Linked DNA regions of Mus musculus: region 1 is linked to region 2. Evidence: chromatin loops called from intact Hi-C (ENCODE). Cell type or tissue: left cerebral cortex. All regions are shown on one strand. Links, peaks and the distances in the headings refer to the core of each region. The heading gives the core; the rest is flanking DNA. Region 1 has its middle 19 kb from the start of Hsp90aa1. Region 2 overlaps 6030440G07Rik (RIKEN cDNA 6030440G07 gene).

Region 1 (11,213 bases), core at 4,054-9,053, 290 kb after region 2:
AGTCAACCAGAGGATACAGATAGGCTGTTGGCATCTCTCTCTCTCCTTTGTTGGTTTGTTCTTGGTGGTAGTGGTGGTGGTGGTTTTCAGGACAGGGTTTTTGTCTGCTGCCTCTACAACAACTACTGTCCAGCGGCATTACCTTTCTTAACTTAGGAAACTGCAACCAGAATCGTTCAGTGGACCCCATATCAATACATTCAGCCTGTCTAATTTTATGTCTCCTATACTACTACCACTATCATATATCCTAAAATATGTTTCATACGAATACATGTTCCCTAGGCCCCTACATGTATTAATTTGCTGGACAATGGTGGCACACGACTTTGATCCCAGCACTTGGGAGGCAGAGGCAGGCGGATTTCTGAGTTCCAGGACAGTCTGGTCTACAGAGTGAGTTCCAGGACAGCCAGGGCTACACAGAGAAACCTTGTCTCAGAAAAAAGAAGAAGAAAAAGTAGAAGGAGGAGGAGGAGGAAAAGGAGGAGAAGGAGGAGAAGGAGAAGAAGGAAGAGGAGGAGAAGAAGGAGGAAAAGAAGGAGGAGGAGGAGAAGGAGGAGGAGAAGGAGGAGAAGAAGAAGGAGGAGAAGAAGGAGGAGGAGAAGGAGGAGGAGGAGAAGGAGGAGAAGAAGAAGGAGAAGAAGAAGGAGGAGGAGAAGGAGGAGGAGAAGAAGGAGGAGGAGAAGGAGGAGGAGAAGAAGGAGGAGGAGAAGGAGGAGGAGGAGGAGGAGGGAGGAGGAGAAGGAGGAGGAGAAGGAGGAGGAGGAGAAGGAGGAGAAGAAGAAGGAGGAGAAGAAGGAGGAGAGGAGAAGGAGGAGAAGAAGAAGGAGGAGAAGAAGAAGGAGGAGAAGGAGGAGGATGGAGGAGAAGGAGGAGAAGAAGAAGGAGAAGGAGAAGAAGAAGGAGGAGGAGGAGGAGGAGGAAGAGGAGGAAGAGGAAGAGGAAGAGGAAAAGGAAGAAATAATTCAAGATTTCTTTAGGAATAGGCGTGTAATGAACCTCCCGGACCACGGTGTAAACCACAACTTTAGCTGCACACACTCTTAGAGGCTGAGAGTTAAACCTGCATCATAGCCCAGCCAGTCACATGAAGGCCTGTGCCTAGGTTTTGGTTTGGTTCAACTTGTTTTGAGACAGGCTATCGCTGTAGCCCAGCAGGCTTCCACCTAACTCATGGCAGTTCAAATGCCTCCGCCTCCAAACTGCTAGGAATGCATGCAAGCACGAGCCATCCGAGGCAGCTTTGTGCCATTATTATTTTTTGACGACTTCTACCCATGACTTCAGGTCAGAAGATCCCCCTTCTGGACACGCTTAGAATACTTCAGTTGTCCCTGCCCACCGGGAACTGGGATGGTGAGTACCTGAGGTTTTTTCTTTGTTACTTTATTCAGCGATGCCAGAGCAACCAGCTAACAATACTGTGTTTCTTGGTTTTCCAGAAATACTTGACAGTATCATGTACAGTCATCAAGTTCCCTGCCTCTCCTGAGTGGTGAGTTATGAGTATAAAACGTGTTTGCTCTCCGTGCTTCCTTTAACAGTTGGAGCCAGGGATTATCCTCAGCCTGCTCTCTGCTATCGGGAAGGGGCCTACCAAGTTCACGTGTAATCAGAGTAGAGCGTCGGCTCCAGAAACCACAGGTCCAACTAAGGAGATTCATCCTAACTATTCTGTTTCTCTAGAGCCACTCCAAGTACCCAAATCCGCATTAGGGTTTTCTATGGCCAAGGAGCTAAACCAGTAAAATATATCATCATAGGCCAGGTGTGGTGGTGCAGGCCTTTAATCCCAGCACCTGGGAGGTGGAGGCAGGCAAAACCCTACAAGGTCAACACTAGCCTGGTCTAGCCTGGTCTACATAGGTAGTTCTAGGCCAGGCATAGTGAGACCCTTCCTCAAAATGTGTGTGTGTATGCACATGTGTACACACACACAGCACAATTACCAGAGATTTAGGTTGGCTTATACAGTCACCCAAACAACCTGGTAGCTGCTGTTCAATACAAGAAACTGAAATCCTCAAAACAAGAGGATACAATGAACCAGGTCCAGGACCAGCTGAGGGCTGGACACTGTGGGAGCCACCGTCATGAGTGCCTTTCCGAGGTAGAAGACAAGCAAGCTTGTCTTGCAGCAAGCTAGAGACTGGACTGAAGCTCATGACGACAGCAGCTGTGAGAGACATTTGTTCAAGAAGAGTGGAGCTTGAGTGTTTCCTCACGCCGCTTAGCTTTCTCATCTTCTTCCTATTCCTTTTCCTTTTTCCAACAGGATTTGATGCAGCTCAGACCAGCCTCTAGCCTGCTATGGAGCCAGTGATGCCCTTGAACCTGAACCCTGAACCGATTCTCCTGTTGCTACCCTCTGTGTGTGGGAGTCACAGCTGTGTGCTACCGTGCTGGGAAACGTGTGTGTGTGTGTGTGTGTGTGTGTGTGTGTGTGTGCGCGCGCGTGTGCGTGTGCGTGTGCGTGCGTGTGTGTGTGTGTGTGTGTGATGCTAGGGATCAAACCCAAAGTCTTCTGCATGCTAGGCAAGTGCTCTCCCACTGACCTACAGCCCAGTCCTCTCTTCTTCCTCTTTATTCCATCTGGACCCCTAGCCTATAGCTAATGCCTCCTGTGTTCAAGACATTGCTTACATTTCCTCTGGAAAGGTTCTGTAGGCATACATTGTTTTTGCAACCTCCTTTTAATAAGGGTTCAACCTCTCCTCTAGACCAGCACCCAGCAGAAGCAGTGGAAGAGAAAAGTTGTTAGAATGTGGGGGAAGTGGATCTGTTCAGCAATAGTTCTTTGGGGGCAAGCTTGATCTTTTTCAGTAGTTCAAACCTGTAACAAACACAGTACAACTCAGCAGCTGCAGACCAGTCAGTCCTCTCGGCAGGCAAACACCAGGCATGACCCAGCAGTTCAGTCCTGAAGACAACTGCCAATTAGCCTGAGGCAAGGCCGCTGAAGCAGCTAGCTGCTGTAGGAACCTCAGGTACAATTCTTGGGTGAGTTTCTCTCAATGAGAGTTGAACTCAATAGCGCTACAGGTAGGCAAACCAATGCACATGTGTCCTTAGCGAAGAATAAAGAGGCAGAGCAAACCAATTCTCAACGCTTGTCTCCCACTGTCTGTGGGGTCACATTTTTACTCCTTTATGGAGTCCTTTCATGCGTTTGCTATATCAAAACATCCTTTCACCTGTGTCTGCTTCAGGAAAACATTCTTTCCTGTGTTTGCTTTAGCAAAACGTTCTCTCACCTGTGTGCCCCAGCCAAACATCATTTGACATGACTGCCTTTCCACAGAAACTGGAAGTTTCCACTTCACATTCTGGCAGACGAACCCGGAAGTCCGCTTCACCAATCCTCTAAGCTCCTCTTAGTCCAGTCTAAATGAAAATTAAAAGTAGCCATCGCAATGACACATGGCTGTAATCCCAGAAGTTGGGAGACCGAGGCAGAAGGATTTTGAGTTTATGGCCAACCTGGACCAAATTAGCTGATTCAAATAATTTTGTAATTTATTTGTGTGTGTGTGCATTGTACATTTGTGTGCACACATATGTGCATATAGAGGCCAGGGGTAGACATTAGGTGTCTTCCTTAATTACTTCACCTTTTTTTATTTGTATTATTCTTAATAACATGTGTGTCTATGTGGGGATATGTCCACAAACTATATATATAGTTTGCCTCTGCCTCCCAAGTGCTGGGATTTAAGTTGTGTACGGCTATGCCCAGCCAAAAGATTATTTTATTTTAAATTATGTGTATGCTAGCCAAGGCACACCATTAATCCCAGCACTCAGGAGACAGAAGCAGCCAGATCTCTGAGTTCAAGGCCAACCTGATCTACAGATGGAGTTCCAGGACAGTAAGGGCTACACAGAAAAACCCTGTCTCATAAAACCAAATAAATAAATTAGGTGTGTGTTGGTGTGGGTATGTGTGTGCAAGTTGTAGGTCTCAGAGACCAGAGATGTTGGATTCCCTTGGAGTTACAGGCCAATGATCCTCCCAGAGTGGGTACCGCCGAGAACGGAACTCTGGTCCTCTGTAAGAGCAGAAGCACTCTTAACTGCTGAGCCATCTCCCCAGCCCCTCCACCTTAGGTTTTAAAAACTTGATCTCTCAGAGAATCGGGAGCTCAGTAATTAATTCATCTAGATTGGCTGGTTGGCCAGCCCCAGAAAGCTCCCTGTCTCTGCTTGCTTAGCAGTGAGATTACAGGCACTCAACTCTGCCTGACTTTGCCTTGGCCCTGGTAATTAAACTCCGCTCCACTTGTTTACACAGCAGGCACGTTATCTTCTGAGCCATCTCCTCATCCCCTCAAGCAGTTTTTTGTGGAGAGGAGAGTGCAGGCAGGCACAGTCGCAGCATTCATGTGGAGGTCAAAGGGCAACTTGGAGCTGTACGCCAGGATGAGGCTGGGTATCTCCTGGATTGTCACCACACAGAATAGTCTAGGCTGCCTGGCCCATGAGCTTCTGGCTTATTTTTCTGTCTGAGACCCTCTTCTCGCAGTAGGAGTCCCGAGACTGCAGGTGCTACACACACCACCACATCTACCTTTATCTATATGAGAGTAGGATGGAGCTCAGATGTCATGCTTGGGCTCAGGTTCTCTTACACTGAGCCATCTCCTCAGCTTAGCCAGTTCTTTCTTTCTCTCTCTCTCTTTCTTTTGTATAGAATAGAGTTTATTTGGGGGCATGGGAAAGGGAATTGAGAAGGTAGTAGTGGCAGAGAAAGAGAGGGGACAGTGAAAGACACACACAGAGAGAGAGAGAGAGAGAGAGAGAGAGAGAGAGAGAGAGAAGAAGAAGAAGAAGGAGGAGGAGGAGGCTAGCCAGGAACACATTGAGAAGGGAGGGAGGAAAGGAGAGAGGAAGAAAGGGGTCAGAGAGAGAAGAGTCAGAGAGTTAACTAATTTCTTTTTTGATTTTTTTTTGATTTTTTGATTTTTTAAAAAATTTTTGAGACAGGGTTTCTCTGTGTAGTCCTGGCTGACCTGGAACTCACTCTGTAGACCAGGCTGGCCTCGAACTCAGAAATCCACCTGCCTCTGCCTCCCGAGTGCTGGGATTAAAGGCGTGCGCCACCACGCCCTGCTTTTTTGTTTTTTCTTTTTTTCTTTTTCTGATTCTTCTTGTCATTCTTCTAACTCTCCTCCGCCTCCGCCTCTGCCTCCACCTCCTTCTTCTTCTTCTTACAAAAGGACACACTTGAGCATGGGGCCTATGCCTATAATTCATAGACAAGACTAGCAAAGCAAATTCCAGGCCAGTCAGGGCTAAGCAAGACTGTGTTTCAGAAAAAAAAGAAAGATACAATAAAAGATTGTATAAAAGTTTCCTCACATAATACAGTGCCATGTCATATTAAAATAGCAATTTACTTCACACAAAAACCTTAAGAATTAAAATATGGGGAGAACAAGAAACCAAACTGCATATGATGGCACATTCCTGGAATCTCAGCGCTCATAAGCTGAGACAGGAGAATCACTGTGAGTTCAAAGCCAACGTGGGCCACATAGCAAGTATTTTGTTTGTTTGGTTTGGTTTAGAATTTTTATTGTTGTTGTTTATTTCAATATACAGCAGACACTTTATTTATTTGTTTTTTTTTTTTTTTTCCGAGACTGTATAGCCCCCTCTGCCTGTCTGGAACTCAGTAAATGACGGAACACTAGATTACCACAGGTATGGATACTTGTACCACTGAGGACGTGAGGCCCTGCGGGCAGTGTGCAGGGTACCCTCAAAGCTATAACATGCAGCTTAACACAAAATAGAGATTTCTAGACAGTAGGCCATGTTTTCCTGCATTCCACCTCCCATAAACATCTTTTTTGTTTTGTTTTGTTTTTTGTTTTTTGTTTTTTTTTTTGTTTGTTTTGAGACAGGGTTTCTCTGTGTAGCCCTGGCTATCTTGGAACTCACTTTGTAGACCAGACTGGCCTTGAACTCAGAAATCCACCTGCCTCTGCCTCCCAAATGCTAGGATTAAAGGCATGCGCCACCACACCCGGCCCCCATAAACATCTATCACCGATTGAAGACGCTGAGAAAATGAGGAAGTCGTCCTGAAGTTGTGTGGGAGATGGGAGATAAGAACACAAGTGTACACACACAGACATAGAAAGAAAGAAATGGTTATTTTAAAAGAACTGGTAAAAATGACTTGGTGGTTAAAAGTATTTGTTCTGCAAGCCCAAGGACATGAGTTCTAGACTTGTAGCCCATGGAGGAATTCGAGAACTGACTCACACAAGTTGGCCTCTGACCTCTGCATGTGCCCCATGGGGCATGAGTACCTGAGCTTGTACACATACTAATAAGTAGAGTTCAAAACAACCCGGCCATTTCAATAAGACAAAAACTCAAAACTAGGGCTGGAGAGATCGTTTATTGGTTAAAAACAATGGTTGCTCCTCGAGAGGATCTGAGTTCAATTACCAGAAGTCAAATGGCAGTTTGAGTAAAACACTAGTCCTAGTAGAGCTAGCTGATGCCCTCTTCTGGCCACTAAAGGCACTGCACACATGCGGTGCACAGGCAATTTTAAGAGGTCATCATGACTAAGCGGTATCCATCCTAGAGATGCAAGATTGATTCATAATGCAAATCAGTATATGTAATGCATCATATAAGGATCTGCTGGGGCAGAATGACCACAGGGTCATTTGAATAGATGCAGAAAAAGCATTCGACAAAGGCCTGAAGAAAGGCTGGTGAGATGGCTCCGTGGGAGAGAGCCCTTGCCGCCAAGCCTGAAAGCCTGGATTCAATCTCTAGAACATACATGGGGAAAGGAAGTACTGACTCAATCTCCAGAACACACATGGGGAAGGAGGACACAGACTCCTGTAAGTTGTTCTCTGATCTCCACATACATGCCAGGCACACATGCCACACACACACAAAATAAACAATATTTTAAGTCATAGGAGCTGGAGAGATGGCTCAAAAGCACACACCACTCTTGCAAAGGACTTGGCTTTGCTTCCCAGCACCCACATCAAATTAAAAGTGAAAAAAAAAAATCTTTTTTTAAAAACTGTTGGTTTCATGGTTTTCTGAGACAGGGATTCTCTGTGTAGCCCTGGCCGTCCTGGAACTCACTCTGTAGACCAGGCCCACTCAGTGTTAAGAATAAAGGTGTGCACCCCCGGGCTGGTGAGATGGCTCAGTGGTTAAGAGCGCCGACTACTCTTCCAAAGGTCCCGAGTTCAAATCCCAGCAACCACATGGTGGCTCATAACCATCCGTAATGAGATCTGATGCCCTCTTCTAGAGTGTCTGAGGACAGCTACAGTGTACTCACATATAATAAATATATAAATCTTAAAAAAAAAAAAGTTACATCTAAAAAAAGAAAGAATAAAGGTGTGCACTCCCACCCCCACCTGGCAGAAACTCTAAACAAATTTTAAGACTTGAAGAAATTTGGGTTGGGTAGTAGTGGTTCAAAGGACTTGTTCTGCAAGCCCAGTGATATTCTTCACAGACTTAGAAAAGATAATCTCATCAGAGACACAAAAGACTACAAAAAAATCAAAGGAAACAGAACACTCCTAGAAGTATCACAGCGCTGGACTTCAGATTATACAGTAGAGCCATAGTAACAGAAACAAGGGGGTGGGCTGGAGAAATGGCTCAGTGCTTTAAACCTTGGTTTCTCTCCCAGAGGAGCCAGGTTCAATGCCCGGCCCCCACATGAAGGCTGATAACTCTGTAAGTCCAGTTCCTAATGATCCAGCAGGTCTTCTGGCCTCTGCAAGCAAGGGGCACACATATGCTACACGGACATACGTGCAGGCAAAACATCCACTCATGTAAAATAATACATTTTTAAAGCAAGGAACTGGCATGAAACCAGGCATTTAGATCAGTTTAGAACTAAAACAACAGAGATACAGCCACCTCATTTTTGAAAACGCGTCAAAAGCATACATTGAAAGAAAACTTAAGTTGTGCTGGTAGAACAGGGTGTCTACCTGAAAAAGACCGAAATTAAGTCTATCTCTCATGCACAAAAATCAATTCAGATTGGATCAAAGGCTTTAATTTAAGGTTGATACATGTGATACAGGTCACATGTGACTGGAAGAAGAACTAGGGGTAAAGGGTACACAGCAGGGAGGGTGGGCAAGGGGGATGCAAGGAAGGAGTAAGGGAAGAGGGTTATCAAAACATATATATCTGAGGATTCTTCAATGAAGCCTATTACTTTGTGTGGTAATTAAACAAATTATTTATTTATTTATTTTATTTATTTATTCATTTTATGTGAGTACACTGCCACTGTCCTCAGACACCCCAGAAGAGGGCATCGGATCCCATCACAGATGGCTGTGAGCACCATGTGGTTGCTGGGAATTGACCTCAGGAAGGACCCCTGGAAGAGCAGTCAGTGCTCTGACCTAAGTGCTCTCACCTGCTGAGACATCTCTCCATCCCTAACAAAATTTCTAAATTGAAATAACTTAACACTGCCAAGCAGTGGTGGTGCACGCTTTTAATCCCAGCACTTGGGAGGCAGAGGCAGGCGGATTTCTGAGTTCGAGGCCAGCCTGGTCTACAGAGTGAGTTCCAGGACAGCCAACAGAGGTTAAGAGGATCGCTGGGGGCTTGAAGCCAGTCATTGAGCTATGTAGTGAATGTCAGTCAGCCTACGCTTTGATTTAAGGCACTATCAGAGGAAAGATGGAACGGGAGAGGGGGGAGAGAAACACACACACTCTCTCACATACACATTCTCTCTCTCTCTCTCTCTCTCTCTCTCTCTCTCTCTCACACACACACACACACACACACACCTCTAATTTACTCAAAGCACAGTAAATATACAACGGATTCTGATGGGAAACTCCTATTTGGCTGGTCCACCCTCTGCTCTCGTTTTTTTGCCCCAACTCTCATGGTGTTCCATCTCCACGAGCTCTCTTTCCCAACATCCCAACATTGGCAGCCACAGTTCCTCATACCTGTCATGCCTGTGCCTTCAGCCTCTGCACAAATCAGATTCCCTTCCCTTCTGTCCCCCAGAGGCAACAGCATGCCACTCATTCTTGAAGCCCGCCTCAGCTGGGTGTGGTCTTCACTCTGCCATTCACTTGCTCAGCTTGGGGGATTTGTGTGTGTGTGTGTGTGTTGAGGGAGGAAAGATGATAGGATTTATTTTGTTTTGAAATGGGGTCTCACATGACCGAGGCTGGCCATGAACTCCTGATCCTCCTGTTCCAACCTCCCAAATGTTGAGATCACAGGTGTCAGACACCAAGTTCACTCAGCTCACTCAGGTTATAGCTTAATGGCTGCTTTCTCTGAGAGGTTTGCCCTCATACCCCCAATTTCAATTTTGTCACATTGATTTCTCATTAAACTTGTGTGTGGGTGTGTGGGTATGGGTGTGTGGGTGTGTGGTTATGTGAGTACAGGTGCCAATGTAGGCTAGAGGAAGGCACTGGATCCCCTGGTGCTGGCGTTATAAGCAGTTGTAGGCCGCCTGACATGTGTGCTGAGAATGGAACCTGGGTCCTTTAGAAAAACAGTAATTTCTCTTAACCACTGATCCATGCCTACTTCCCGTGATTTCTACTAGTAGATACTTTATATGTGTGTCTACTAAGAAGAACATCCACTTCCCCAGGCAGTTGTCAGCTTTTGAGGAACAGGGACCTGAGCCGGGCAGTGGTGATGTACAACTTTAATGCCAGCACTGAGGAGGCAGAGGCAGGAGGATTTCTGAGTTTGAGACCAGCCTGGTCTACAGAGTGAGTTCCAGGACAGCCAGGGCTACCCAGAGAGACCCTGTCTCAAAATAAAAACAAAACACAGAAACCAGGAATCCGTTGTTCCTATCTGGCATCTTGTGTGTAGACTGGAGCCTGGCTTGGAGTAGTCATGTGTATTTGCCAAACCTTACCTCCTATGGGAAATAGTCACCAACACTCGGCACCTTTCATTCACGTTTAGCACTATTATAGCTATGGCTACCCTTCCTATCTCCCACAGAATGCCAGCTACACATGCGCATAAGAACAAGTTCACTCTTGCTTTCCTTTCTCAGCCCTTGCTCCTGAGATTACACTCTGCCTAAGGGTTATAACCTGTGTTCAGACAGCTCTGCTCTGGTTTAGGGAAGGAAATTTTGATCCCCTGTGGGTTTGTTAAGAAAGCTGGTTTCAAGTATGTGTCTGTTTAGCATGTCCACTGCTCTCTTTCTTCCATAGTGGTCCCAGTTCATCCCACCTCCCTCTTCTCAGAAAATACTAAAGCAGAGCACTGTGTGGTCTGCGGCTGGAAGGATGACTCAGTAGCTAAGGACACTTGTTGCTCTTGAAGAGGACCTGAGCTCAGTTCCCAGCATCCACATGGTGGCTTGCAGAGGTCTGTAGCTCCAGTCCCAAGGGATCCGAAGCCCTTGTCTGGCCTTCCAGGGCACCAGACAGGCATGTGGTGCACATAAAACAATAAAATCTTTTGTAAAAGTTAAAAAATAAACAGTTGAGGCCAAGCAGTGTTGGCGCATGCCTTTAGTCCCAGCACTTGGAAGGCAGAGGCAGGCGGATTTCTGAGTTCAAGGCCAGGCCTGAGAGAGCACTGTCCTTACAAAGGCAAGTATAAGCTTAGTGGTATAGCATTTAGCATGGGCAAGATCTGGGTTCAGTTCCCAGCACCACAAAAATAAAAACCATAAATTATAAAAACTAACAAACAAGCAAACAACAAAAAAACTCCAACAACCAGGGGTTATTCTGAGGAAGAGTGGTGAGCAGAGTCCCCAAAATGTTGGCAGGGGCCGGGCAGTGGTGGCGCACGCCTTTAATCCCAGCACTCGGGAGGCAGAGGCAGGTGGATTTCTGAGTTTGAGGCCAGCCTGGTCTACAGAGTGAGTTCCAGGACAGCCAGGGCTACACAGAGAAACACTGTCTCGAAAAACAAAAACAAAAACAAAAAAAAGTCGGCAGGGCTGCATGGATCCCGTGCATGAAGTTCTCTCTCCCCAGGCCCTAAGAGGCTGCAGCGAGCGCATCAGCCGCAGGTCCTGTGCTTCCAGAATGTTCTGCCTTCTCTCGGCATTACTGTAAAGAATGGTGCAGGACACCCATCCTCTTTCTTCCTGCCCTCAGAATAACTTTAAATTTAATACATTCAAACATTCATTTGTATGTGCGTGCACACACGGATGCAGGTGTGAGTGT
Region 2 (11,213 bases), core at 3,016-8,015:
ACAAGTCTGGCCAACTTAGGCAGATGGGAAAATGACACAGCAATGATATTGCATATTGTCAGAGTTATCTTAAGTACACCAGTGTTGTTTTGTTTTTTTTTTTCAAATAGTTGCTAGCTGGGGTCATCTCGCCCACCTGTGAGGATTATGCTTTTCTCAAGAGGAGAACTGGAGGCTTCATGGCAGGCCAGGACTCTGGTTGAGCCTGCACGGCCCTTGAGCTGGCTGTTATTCAGGAATGGTCTGAGGGGTTGGTCAGTCCTGGTGAACGGACATTTACACCCTAAGGCTGTACACCCTACCTAACAGCCTGGTTAGCAGAGTCCACATTTTTGGGGTGCTGGGGAGGCAGTGTTCCCTCAGCTACATTCTGCCTTGTGTGATTTCATGTTTCCTAAGAGATGAATCCTTTCCAACATCAATTCTGCTACTTTGGCTTTCTTCCAAATCCCGTCCACTTCCTAAGTGGTGGGATTACAGACCTCAACCACTATGCCTGGCTCCTTGCTCCCACTGACGAAGTTTATGCCTCTGCAAAGGTGTTTGGGGACTTAAACATACCTCTGGTGCTTCCCAAGAGCTCAGTCATGTACCTTGGTTTAGGACTTTTTGAGCCTTGTGCAGGGCATAGTGAGCCAGTTCCCTGGAGACTTGTCCTTCAGTCTCTCTCTGGCTAAGACACCCTCCGCCCCCCGCTAGTTGGAGTCTCTCATTCCTAGGCCCACCCCCTAGTTATGCTAACTGTTATCCTTTCCTTCTTCCTGTTTCCTTGTTATTTATTTTTATCACTTAGATTTCATTTATTTATTTTATTTTAGTTTTGTTTTTTGAGACAGACTCTCATTCTATAGGCCAGGCTGGCTAGAAACTCACTATGTAGCCCAGGCTATCCTCAAACCTGTGGGCCTACCTGCCTCAGCTTCCCAGGTGCGAGGGTCACAGGTATAAGCCACCGTGCCAGGCTCTGTGCATAAGTCCATTTATGTGTATTTCTGTTATACAGGTGCATGTGGCTTTTTGTTTGCAGGTGCACGCGTGTTCACATGTAAGTTCATATGTATGTTCACATGTGTGTGGGTGCATATGTGTGTTCACATGTGTCTTAGTCAGGGTTTCTATTCCTGCACAAACATCATGGCCAAGAAGTAAGTTGGGGAGGAAAGGGTTTATTTGGCTTACACTTCCATGCTGCTGTTCATCACCAAGGAAGTCAGGACTGGAACTCAAGCAGGTCAGGGAGCAGGACTGATGCAGAGGCCATGGAGGGATGTTCTTTACTGGCTTGCTTCTCCTGGCTTGCTCAGCCTGCTCTCTTATAGAACCCAAGACTATCAGCCCAGAGATGGCCCCACCCACAAGGGCCTATCCCCCTTGATCACTAATTGAGAAAAATGCCTTACAGCTGGATCTCATGGAGGCATTTCCTCAACTGAAGCTCCTTTCTCTGTGATAACCCCAGCTGTGTCAAGTTGACACAAAACTAGCCAGTACAACATGTATGCGAGTGCATATGTGTGTAGATGTCCATGCATCTTGCTTTTTGAGGGAAAAAAAATCTCTCCCTGGGACCTTGGGTCTCCTTCACTAAGGCTGCCTGGACACCAGAATCCCAAGGATCTTTTTGTCTTCGAACTGGAATTACAAGTATCCTTTCTTTTTTTTTCTTTTTTTTTTTTTTTTTTTTTTTTTTGACAAGATCTTTCTATGTGGCCTCGGCTGGGCTGGAACTTGCTGTTTAGACCAGGTTGGTTGAACTCCCAAAGCTCTATCTGCCTGCTTCTGCCTCCTGAGTGGCAGGATTTGAGGCATGCGCCACGCAGCTTGGCTCGCACACAGCTTTTTACACAAGTGCTAAAGTTTCCGTCCCTCACTCTTGCACAGCAGGCTTTTGAGCAACTGGGCCATTTCTACAGCCTCTGTTGTTTCCTGAGACAAGGTCTGTTTATTTAACAATGACCGTCTTTGTACTCCATGTAACCAAGATTGACCTCATACTTAAATCAGCCCTCCTGCCTCAGCCTCCTGAACGCTGGGCTGTCAGTGGGTTTGGTTTCCTAATAGTGCAGGGTCCTGGCTCTGCCTGGCTGGAGGCTATAAGCCATGGGCTCCTCTGCATGGCTTCCTCCTTCAGAGATCCAGCCCAGAAGCTGGCTTTCTGTCCTGCTTAGGCAGCCCTGGCATGATGTAATGAAACCACCAGAGATCTGTCACCAGGGGCCGTGTTCTATAGCTCAGAAGTGACATTCAGGCCCTGTCTGGACTCCAGGAGAAATTTGTCCAAGCTCTAGAAACCAGAAGTCATAGGGAACCTTGGGGATGTCTGCCACAGGGCCCAGCAGCCTGCTACCTTCTGTCAACAGGCTGTCACATTGTCCCAGCCCTGCCTCCTTCAGCTCCCGACAACAGCCCTACCCGGTCTGCTGGGTCCGCAGAGATATGGTATCTGCTGCTTTTCTGTTGAATCCTATCTGTTTTCTATCTCCTACAATGACTCCCATGTCAGAGTTGTCACCTCTTTATTCCTTTAAACCACCCCCCCCCCCGTTATTGTTGTCAATGAGATTCCAGAGGAAACAGAGGATTGAGCAAGGCTTATTCTCCATGTTTAGCCAAACTTCTCCCCTGCCCATGGCTAAGCCTCTCCAATCAGATAGATAGGTCTTAGTTTTAGCGTGATTTTTCCTGCCTCACCTCTGTTCAGGGTCCGATCCCACCCCCACACACCCTAACCTTGCAGCTGCATAAGCAGGCCTCTGATGCTCTCTGAGTACAGCTATGGGTGCTGGATGTAGCACCTTCACAGCCTTGAGCAGAGACAGACACACAGGTAGAACATGTCAGGGCTCTTTCCTGCTTCTGTGCTATCCCCCTCTCTGAACCCCTCCCGCTACCCTGCCTCTTGGCACCTCTCCCTCCTACCTCTCCCTCTTCTGCCTCAGGCACCTTCCTGGAAACTTCCCTAAATGGTGCAGGCAGAACTTGGCCCTTTTTCTTGGCTGGCCAAGCATCTCCCTGGAGTCTACAAACATCTGCAAACCGGGGCCTGGTGCCCATCTAACCCTCTGCTCTCCACACAGCTACAGAGATGGAGGAGGCATGGGGGTCATGCTGAACGATGAAGCAAGCCTTTTCTTCTCAAGCAGGCAGAGCCTGACAAGACACAGATCCCAGAGGGATACACTAAATGCAGTCTGGCAATACCCTGGCCAGGCTCCTTGGAGCTGCTGGGCTCACATCCAAAGGCTGCATATGGCCCCCAGTCCCAGGCAGCAGCCTCTGCCCCCTTGGCCACTTCCACCCCGGGGGAGTTAGGGGATCCTTGTCTCAGTGCATCTCCCAGCTTTCTCTGCTGGAACGCCCTCTCCTTCACTGTCCCATTGAAACTCACCCTCCAGATCTCTGGACTTCCTGCCTGCCGCGCTCTCTGCCCCACCCTCATCATGCTGGATCTGTGACACGGATCACTCCAGTAATTGACAGGGTGTAGTCCCCGGCTGTAGCCTTCCCTACTCTAAGCCCACACCTGCCAAGAGAGCACACCAAGGAGGCTGTGTCCTGTGTCACTGGAAGCATGCCAAAGGCTATTTCAGACAACACCTGTTAAGAATGGACACAGAAAACAGGGACCTTGAGGCTGGCGGCACCACTTGGTTTAGATACAGGAAATAAGCCAAGTCCAGGAGTTAAAGACACGGGAGCCCAAGACTCAAGGGTCAAGGGCAGGCAGCCGTAGCCCTGCTGAAGGGTCGCGTCCTTTGTCTAGCACCAGGATCCTTTGTCTAGCTCTGTCTCCTGACTCCTGGAGGAGCCGCCTGACTTAGGTGGCCTCAGTGGGGATGAGTCTGTACTTGCTTCCGGTAGGGCCTAGAGACAGGCTATAAACTAATGAGTTTTTGCTAATTACTGGGCCCAGCAATGGAAGACACGGGGGACTGCGGTTTGCCACCTGCAGGGTGAAGAGCAATGTGTTCCTGGAAAAAAGAAGATGCCTTCCATAGAAGAAGTGAACCATGGACACGGGCAAGGGACCCCTGAGGGTGAACACAGAAGAGTGGGCGCAGGTCTCAGGCCTCAGAAGATCCGGCTTCCGAGAGCTCTCAGGCCTCTCGAGACAGTGGTGGGGAAACGGTGATGGGAAGCCTTGTCTCAGGCCCCATGGAAGAGGTCCAACCTAGGTAGTGCTGGGGAGGTAGTGACGAGAGCGGCAGCGTGTGTGTGTGTGTGTGTGTGTGTGTGTGTGTGTGTGCGTGCGTGTGTGCTTCCGTGTGTCCTCCTCAGTAGCTTCAAGGCAGTAACAAAGAACTTTATCTAGACTTGCAGTGAGTCACTAAGTAGAGACGGGGTTTCCAGGGGGAGGGGGAAGGGGTTGAGAGCAGGAGGCTTACACAGGAACGAACACCGGAAGTTAGGTTCCTGGCTAAGACATTGTTCGACCTTACATGCCACTTGTAAAATGGGTTATCAGGCTCCTCCACATGAGGTCAAGGGATAGAGCAGTTGGGGCAGGGGTGGGGGGAGCTTGGCTGCAGGGGAGGGGCTGGGGTTTAAGAAGCCACCAGATTTACTTTAAACACCAGGGCTGTGACAGGGTTCAAAGTTCCCTTATAATCTTGAGCTAAGGGACCAAATAGCACCATACGAGTAAAGACTGCATGTCCAGGGCTCCACTGACACTGGGAACCCAGGCTGCATGTCCAAACCTGAGCCAGAGGGACCCAGGAGGTGACCTTGGCAACCTGCTGAGGAATTTGGAGCCCACAATTATAGGCAGATCATCTGGCTGGGTCTGGATTCAGATCTCAGGAATCCTGCCTAACCCTCAGCATCCAGGGCACCTGTGGGACTGCAGGCCTCTTGAGGTTCCGTAGTCTGTTTTCTGGGTGATTTTCCTAGCTGATGTTAGCAGTAAACAGTAGTGTCCCTTGGCAAGGCCTGCCTGACTGCCTGGGGTGCAAGGGCCTTTTACCCCACGACACAGCAGAGCCACAGGACCTTTCCTATCCCTGATTTGGGCTCTGTGCACCAGTTTCCATTTTCAGGCCAAGGGGCACCTAGTGGGTTCAAATAGCTGGGGTGCCACAATGGAGAGTGCCACCAACCGTGTATAGTGTAGTTGTCCTGCCAGACCTGGAGGCTGGGAGCAGTGTGTGTGCCTGTCTGCATGCACGTGCATGTGCGTGTGCGTGTGTGTGTGTGTGTGTGTGTGTGTGTGTGTGCATGCACACGCCAGCACCCACTGCCCACCCATCTCTCCTGATGCCTCAGCAGAGGAGGGGGGATTTCCTTTGCCTCCAGTTAACGGTCAAGGAAATGAGGCCAGAGAGAGTTCACTGTCTCAAGCTCAGTCAGGCTTTGAGCCTGAGAGGACTTGAAGGACAGGAAAGGTCTAGTCGTCTGAAGAAGGGAGAGGAAGGCAGGTTAGGCGAGAGAACAATCTGGATACAGTAGACTAGGCCCTCAGCGCTGGCCTTGCCCATGCTGGGCTTCTCCAGCTCTCCCAGTGTACAGGTTCAGTGGCCAAGCCTCTCAAGGCTCTGCTCAGAGGCAATCAGGGGAGCAAGGAGGAGGTGCCTGTGTTTGCTGGAGAGAATTTCTTGTTTGAGTGTGGTCCTGGGGACTGAACAATAGACTGTGTTCTCAGCAAGAGTTCTACCATCCAGCCCCGGCCCAGTCCTCGGCCCAGCCCCAGCCCCAGCCCTAGCCCCCGGTCCTGTCCTGGCCCAGCTCCAGCCTCAGCCTGGCCCCAGTCCAGCCCATCCCTATTCCCACCTCCACCCCAGCCCAGCCCAGCCCCAGCCCAGCTACTAAGGATGATCCAGTGGAGGCGGGGTGTGTCAGAGAGGCGTGAGGAGGACAGGACTTTCCAGACCTGTGGTACCAGGTGAGCGTTGGAAGTTCACTGTAGAGAAACCGAATGTCTACCCCTGGGGAGCAGCTATCTCTTACATCCCTCCCACAGCTTCACACACACACACACACTCCAGAGACCTGGGAAAAGTCCAAGGCCCGTGGAATTCCTGGAGGAGGCAATACTAAACAGTGTGCCAGCCTGGCCTGAGAGCTCTGGGATGCATGGTAGTTCCCAGGCAGGGATAACTGTGGGCAGTGGTACGGTCATGGGCAGGGTGTAGGGCAAACAGGTTGGACCCGCTGGGGCAGGAGTCCCACCTCTGGGTGGGACACGTGACTTGCCTCCACCTGGGAGGGAACATCTGGATATGTTCAGCTTAGTGAAGCCTGGGCCTGTACTGACCCACTGAGCCTGGACCAGGCACCTACTCTCCACTTACCCCCCCCCCCCCGAACGGAAACTTTTGCCTGCTTTGACCCTTGACCCCATTCTGCCTCAACAGCCAGCTCACCTTGTGCTGGCCCACACGTCTGCAGGGCTTTCTTCACCTCCTCTTGTCCTGTTCCTGTTGCCACTGCTCTCAGTTACCTCCTCAGCTGTCTGCTGCTCTGAGCCTGCAGTGCTCCAGGGCCCTGGCCCCAGCTGTCTGCTCTAGTCTCCAAGGCTCAGTGGTCTGGGGTAAATTCTGCCCTCCCACTTCTCCCTTCTACCTCAACCCCCAACATAAAGCATCTTCCCGCTTCAGACTCAACCTGGCCAGCTCCCGTGTCGTGCACGGCCCTTGTCTGTCCTGCAGACCCCTCAGGCCCAGCCTGTCCACTCAGCTTCCTCCTCCGGTTCTAACACGTGACCTTAGGAATCCTGGCCAGCTCCAGCTTCTAGTGAGGTTGACAGAGGGAATAGAATATGGCCCTTCTCTGTTCCTAGGACAGTGCCCCTAGACACCAAGTTCCCGGAGTGGCTGGGAGGATGTGCCAGGCACCCAATCCTCAGCAGAACTCGATTGTCCAACCAGGACTGTCATGGGGGATAGTGAGAGGTAGCCGCCCAGAGGCCCTGGATCCTGTCTCCTCAAAACTGACTCCTGGATTCTGGGAAGGGCAGGCTAGTAAAGAGAACAGGGTGGGGAATGGCGTCACTTTACAGGTAGGTTGAACATGACTTCTACTGCAGGAGTTTGCGTCAACCTCTTGCTTAGGAGGTTAGAGGGTATTAGAGGCCACAGCCCGGAACAGCCAGCCCGGGGGAAGTCCACGTGGTCAGGGCCTAAAGCTACCAGCAGATAGATGCCTTGTCTCCACTGCATCCTGAGTGGAGTGGGCTGAGCCACTTCTGAGTTCCTGACCTGCCTGAACTGTGAGACAATGAATGTCAGAGGTCGATTAAAAGTCTAGTGTAGCCGTACACATCTGTACATACCCCCTATACACACCCAGCACCTGAGACAAGAAATCAGGATGAGGAAGAATTCAAGGACATCCTTGGCTACTTAGTGAGTTGAAGACTAGCCTGAGTTACAGAGGACCCTGTCTCAAAACAACAAAAAAATCAAAATGTCACTAGAACCATGGTGGCTTGCACCAGCATTCCCAGCCCACAGGAGGCAAGGCCACTGTGAATTTGAAGCCACCCTGGGATACATAGTGAAGCTTTGTCTCAAAACAAAACAAAGTATCACTTGGGGACTTGGGGACTAGCAGGTGAGCAAAGGGCTCATCGTGCTTTTTGACATGCATGTTCCCTGGCAACTTCTGCATGTGTAGGAGCCGCCTGTCCCACATGCCAGGGGGACACTGCCACTTCTGTCAACACAGAACTCAGAGACATAAAGGCAGCAACCTACACTGAGGAGCCTTCCAATTCTGACATGTCCCACTCCCTCTTCACAATGGTCTCATTATACCCAAACCCACAGCCATCTGAAGGTGAAGTTACTCAAAGCATCATTTCGAAACATCAATCTTGGGTGACTGTTACTATTTTGGGCAGTGTCTCCACGCCCTGTGTAGCTGAGGATGACTTAGAACTACAGAGCCTCCAATGACAGAATCCTCTGGTCTCCACCTTCTTAAGACTGGGATCACAGGCAAGCCACGCCCAGCTCTGGCAACAGTCACTTCTGCCGCTGGGCTACTGTTTAAGGGTTCACGCCATTATGTCTAACAGGTGCCCAGAGGTTGGGAACAAAGCGTTCGGTTCTCAAGTGGTGGGTGAGCGGAGGTTCGAGGCTGACTTGATGCAACCCTAGTCAGAAATTGTTGGGGCTGAAGAGCTGGCTCAGCAGGGAAAGGCACTGGCTGCTCTAGAAGAGAGCACAGCTTCAGTTCCCAGCACCCACCCAAGTGGTGGCTCACAACCACCCCTAACTCTGGCTCCAGGGGATTGAATATCTCCTTCTGACCTCCTCTGCCACAGGGCCTGCAAGCCAAGCACACACACACATAAAGTCAAATAAAGCCTTTTTTTTTTTAAGGTTTTTTTTTTCTTCTTCTTCTTCTTGAAACAGAGTCTTACTATGTAGCCCTGGCTGGTTTGGAATTTGCTGTGTGTGCTAGCTGATCTTGAACTCAGAGTTCTACCTGCCTCTGCTTTCTGAGGGCTGGGATTAAAGGTGTGTACCATCAGGTGAATCCCAGTGAAGAATTCTTAATTAAGGGTGGGGGGATGGGCCTAGAGCTCCCAGGAGCTCCTGAAAGAGCCTGTCTTCTAAGTCTGATGGCACAGAACCTCTAGGAATGTAGCTTTTTTTAAAAAACTTATTTATTTGTTTTATGGATGTGAATACACTGTAGCTGTCTTCAGACACAGCAGAAGAGGGCACCAGATCCCTTTACAGACGCTGTGAGCCACCATGTGATTGTTGGGAATTGAACTCAGGACCTCTGGAAGAGCAGCTAGTGCTCTTAACCACTGAGCCATCTCTCCAGCCTGGAATGCAGCTTTTAAAACCTGTGTGCTTTGCGGATGCTGTGGATTGCTCAGTGAGATGAGCAGGTTTGGAAGCAACACCATGTTTAATTACCTGCAGGTGTGATGGTCCAGGCGGCTCCTGGAACCTGGGGGAAGCTTTACTCTCTTTGTTAAACTCCTCTCCCACTTATCCCTGTGTCCTGGTCAGTCAACACATCTCTGTCCTATGCCCTTCATTATCCCAGCCTGGCCTGAACTCAGGATCTCAATGTGGCCTTGAGCTTCCAGAGAGCATCCTGCCTCTATCTCCTGAGCGCTAGCGTCATAGACAGGTGCCACAGGGCCCACCCGTCGTGTATTTCCTCTTTCTCAGTATCTTTCAAATCTTCCTCTCCAACTCAGAATGTGAACCACTGAAATCATTTAATTGTGTGTAAAGTCAGAAGAAAAAGAGGAATTTTGGGGAGAAGCAAATGTTACAACATCAGCGTACTCACCTTCACACCACTGAGCCTAAACACAATGTGCGTGCGTTTTAGAGGAATGGGAATGGGAGCAAAAGACATGGATCTCATGTGAGTAAGTATACCCTCGGCCGAGCCTCAGTTTCTTCCTCTACCATGGACGTGGATACCTGGCTCATCCTGGCTTGGTTAAGCGACACAGTTGGCTGTTGGCTGTGGTCCTTCACCCTCCCACTGAGCAGAGATCTCTGGATATCTTGATGTAGCTGGATAGAGAAGCTGCAGTAGTGCTTTTTTCACCGACCCCTGCTGGAGAGGGCACCGTGGCAATAGGTGCCTCTGGCCCAGAGCAGAGGAGGACAGGCCTCTCCTGCTAGCAGCTGTGTGTGATCCTGGTTCACCCAATTGTGGCTGAGGCCTGACTGAGCACCTGTGGATTAGATGCACAAATGCCACAGGATGCCCCTGACATCCAGGTGTGAGACATCAAGGACAGTAAGGACCATCCTGGGTTCAGGTCCTTGCCTTTGATTGACATCGTGCTTTAGCCCGCCCCCCCCCATGCTTGGCTGCAGCCCCTCAATCTTAGGACCATACAGCTTAGGGTCAAATATCCAACAAGCCTCTGTGTGTGTGTGTGTGTGTGTGTTCTCCAACTATTTGTGTGTGCATGACAGAGATTTATAATCTCAAAGCACATCCCAAGCCCATCATCTGATGCCTTGGCACCAAGTATGACTGGCCACTCAATGCACTTGTCTAAGGCACAATTCATTTAGACATTGCATGGCAGCATACACAACCAGCCCATAAGTCCACAGCAGGCAGAACAAGAAATGCTTCTGCCTTGCATTTTGGCCATCTTTCTCTGGACTCAGCCACAGAGAAGCCCCCCTCCCTTCTGAGGAGACAGACAGTAGGGCGGTGCTTACCTGTCTCAGGAGACCAGCCTCCTCCAGCTGTGGCATGAGGGTATGTGCTGTGACTACACTCAGTCCTGACAAACATCTGGGGCTGCATCTCGGGTCATCATGCCAGGAGAACCAAGGCATGGACAAGGGATAGAGGTCAGCTGAGGAGGAGACTACACAGGCAGGGCTCTCTTGTCAGGACCTTGCCCCACCTATGACTCCAGGCCTAGCAAACCTCTTTCTCAGTTGAAGGTGATCCCAGACCTCATAGAAGCATCCCTCTATGGATGTGAACCTGGGAGCCTGCATCCCTCTGGGCTTCAGTTTCTCCCAGGAAGCATTCTTAGAATCTTAAGCAATCTTAGAGGAAGAAAATGAAGCCCTAGCTGCCAGAAACTCACTCTGACCTCAAACTCAGAGATCCGCCTGCCTCTACTTCCTAGAGTGGGGATTAAAGATGGCGGGCCACAATGCCAGACTTCTTTTCATCGTTTTGAGACAGGGTCCCACTCGGTAACACAAGTTTATCTGGAACTCTGGAACTTGGAACAGCTGTTCTGTAGACCAGGGTGGCCTTGAACTCAAGAGATTCGCCTTTGTTTGTGCCCTGAGTGATGGGATGAAAGGCATGTGTCCGCCGATGGGCTGTCCTTGAACCCTGATCCCTCTGGGAAAACACTCACGTTCAGCTGTGACCAGCTGACCTCCCTAGGCCTGCTCTCAGGGTCACCCTTGTCAAAGCATCTGGTAGAAGCGCCCTCCCTTCTAAGTGTGAGCAGCCCTCGATGTTTATCCAAGTGTCCCCCATAGATGAGTGGGGCATCCTGCCTTCTGGCCCCTGCGAATAGTGAGGCTGTGAATATGAGTTCACCAATGGAGGAGCAGCGCTTGGACGATGGTGAATTCTGTTCAAGGTATAGTAACGCTGGAATGGTTAGGGTGATTCTGGAGTGAGACAGATGGCTTAAACTGACATTTAACATTGGTGGTGGCCAGGTTAAAATCAAGCTGTGGGCAGCCCTGGCCCCAGTCCTCTCTTCATGTCCAAGGTGTGGGACTTCATGCAACTGACCCAGA

What was found. A loop is a pair of places that touch in the nucleus more often than their neighbours do. Peaks named below come from ENCODE experiments on the same cell type or tissue, not always from the same donor. Only the 100,000 strongest peaks of a DNase experiment are listed, where the experiment ranks them.
Region 1: a loop joins it to region 2, with 2.7 times the contacts of the local background. A loop is called at or near these places in 1 of 42 quality-filtered maps.

The regions. Positions count from the first base shown.
Region 1 is chr12:110,709,311-110,720,523 of GRCm38, reverse strand. No RefSeq gene overlaps it. Among named protein-coding and RNA genes, the nearest start is that of Hsp90aa1, 19 kb to the right of the region's middle. In left cerebral cortex, for the core only: a CTCF peak has its summit at 6,553 (motif pointing left); no DNase peak of the experiment used is centred there.
Region 2 is chr12:111,001,008-111,012,220 of GRCm38, reverse strand. The region is part of intron 1 of 6030440G07Rik (RIKEN cDNA 6030440G07 gene); the gene reads right to left. Among named protein-coding and RNA genes, the nearest start is that of 6030440G07Rik, 12 kb to the right of the region's middle. In left cerebral cortex, for the core only: no CTCF peak of the experiment used is centred there; a DNase peak (open chromatin) is centred at 6,005.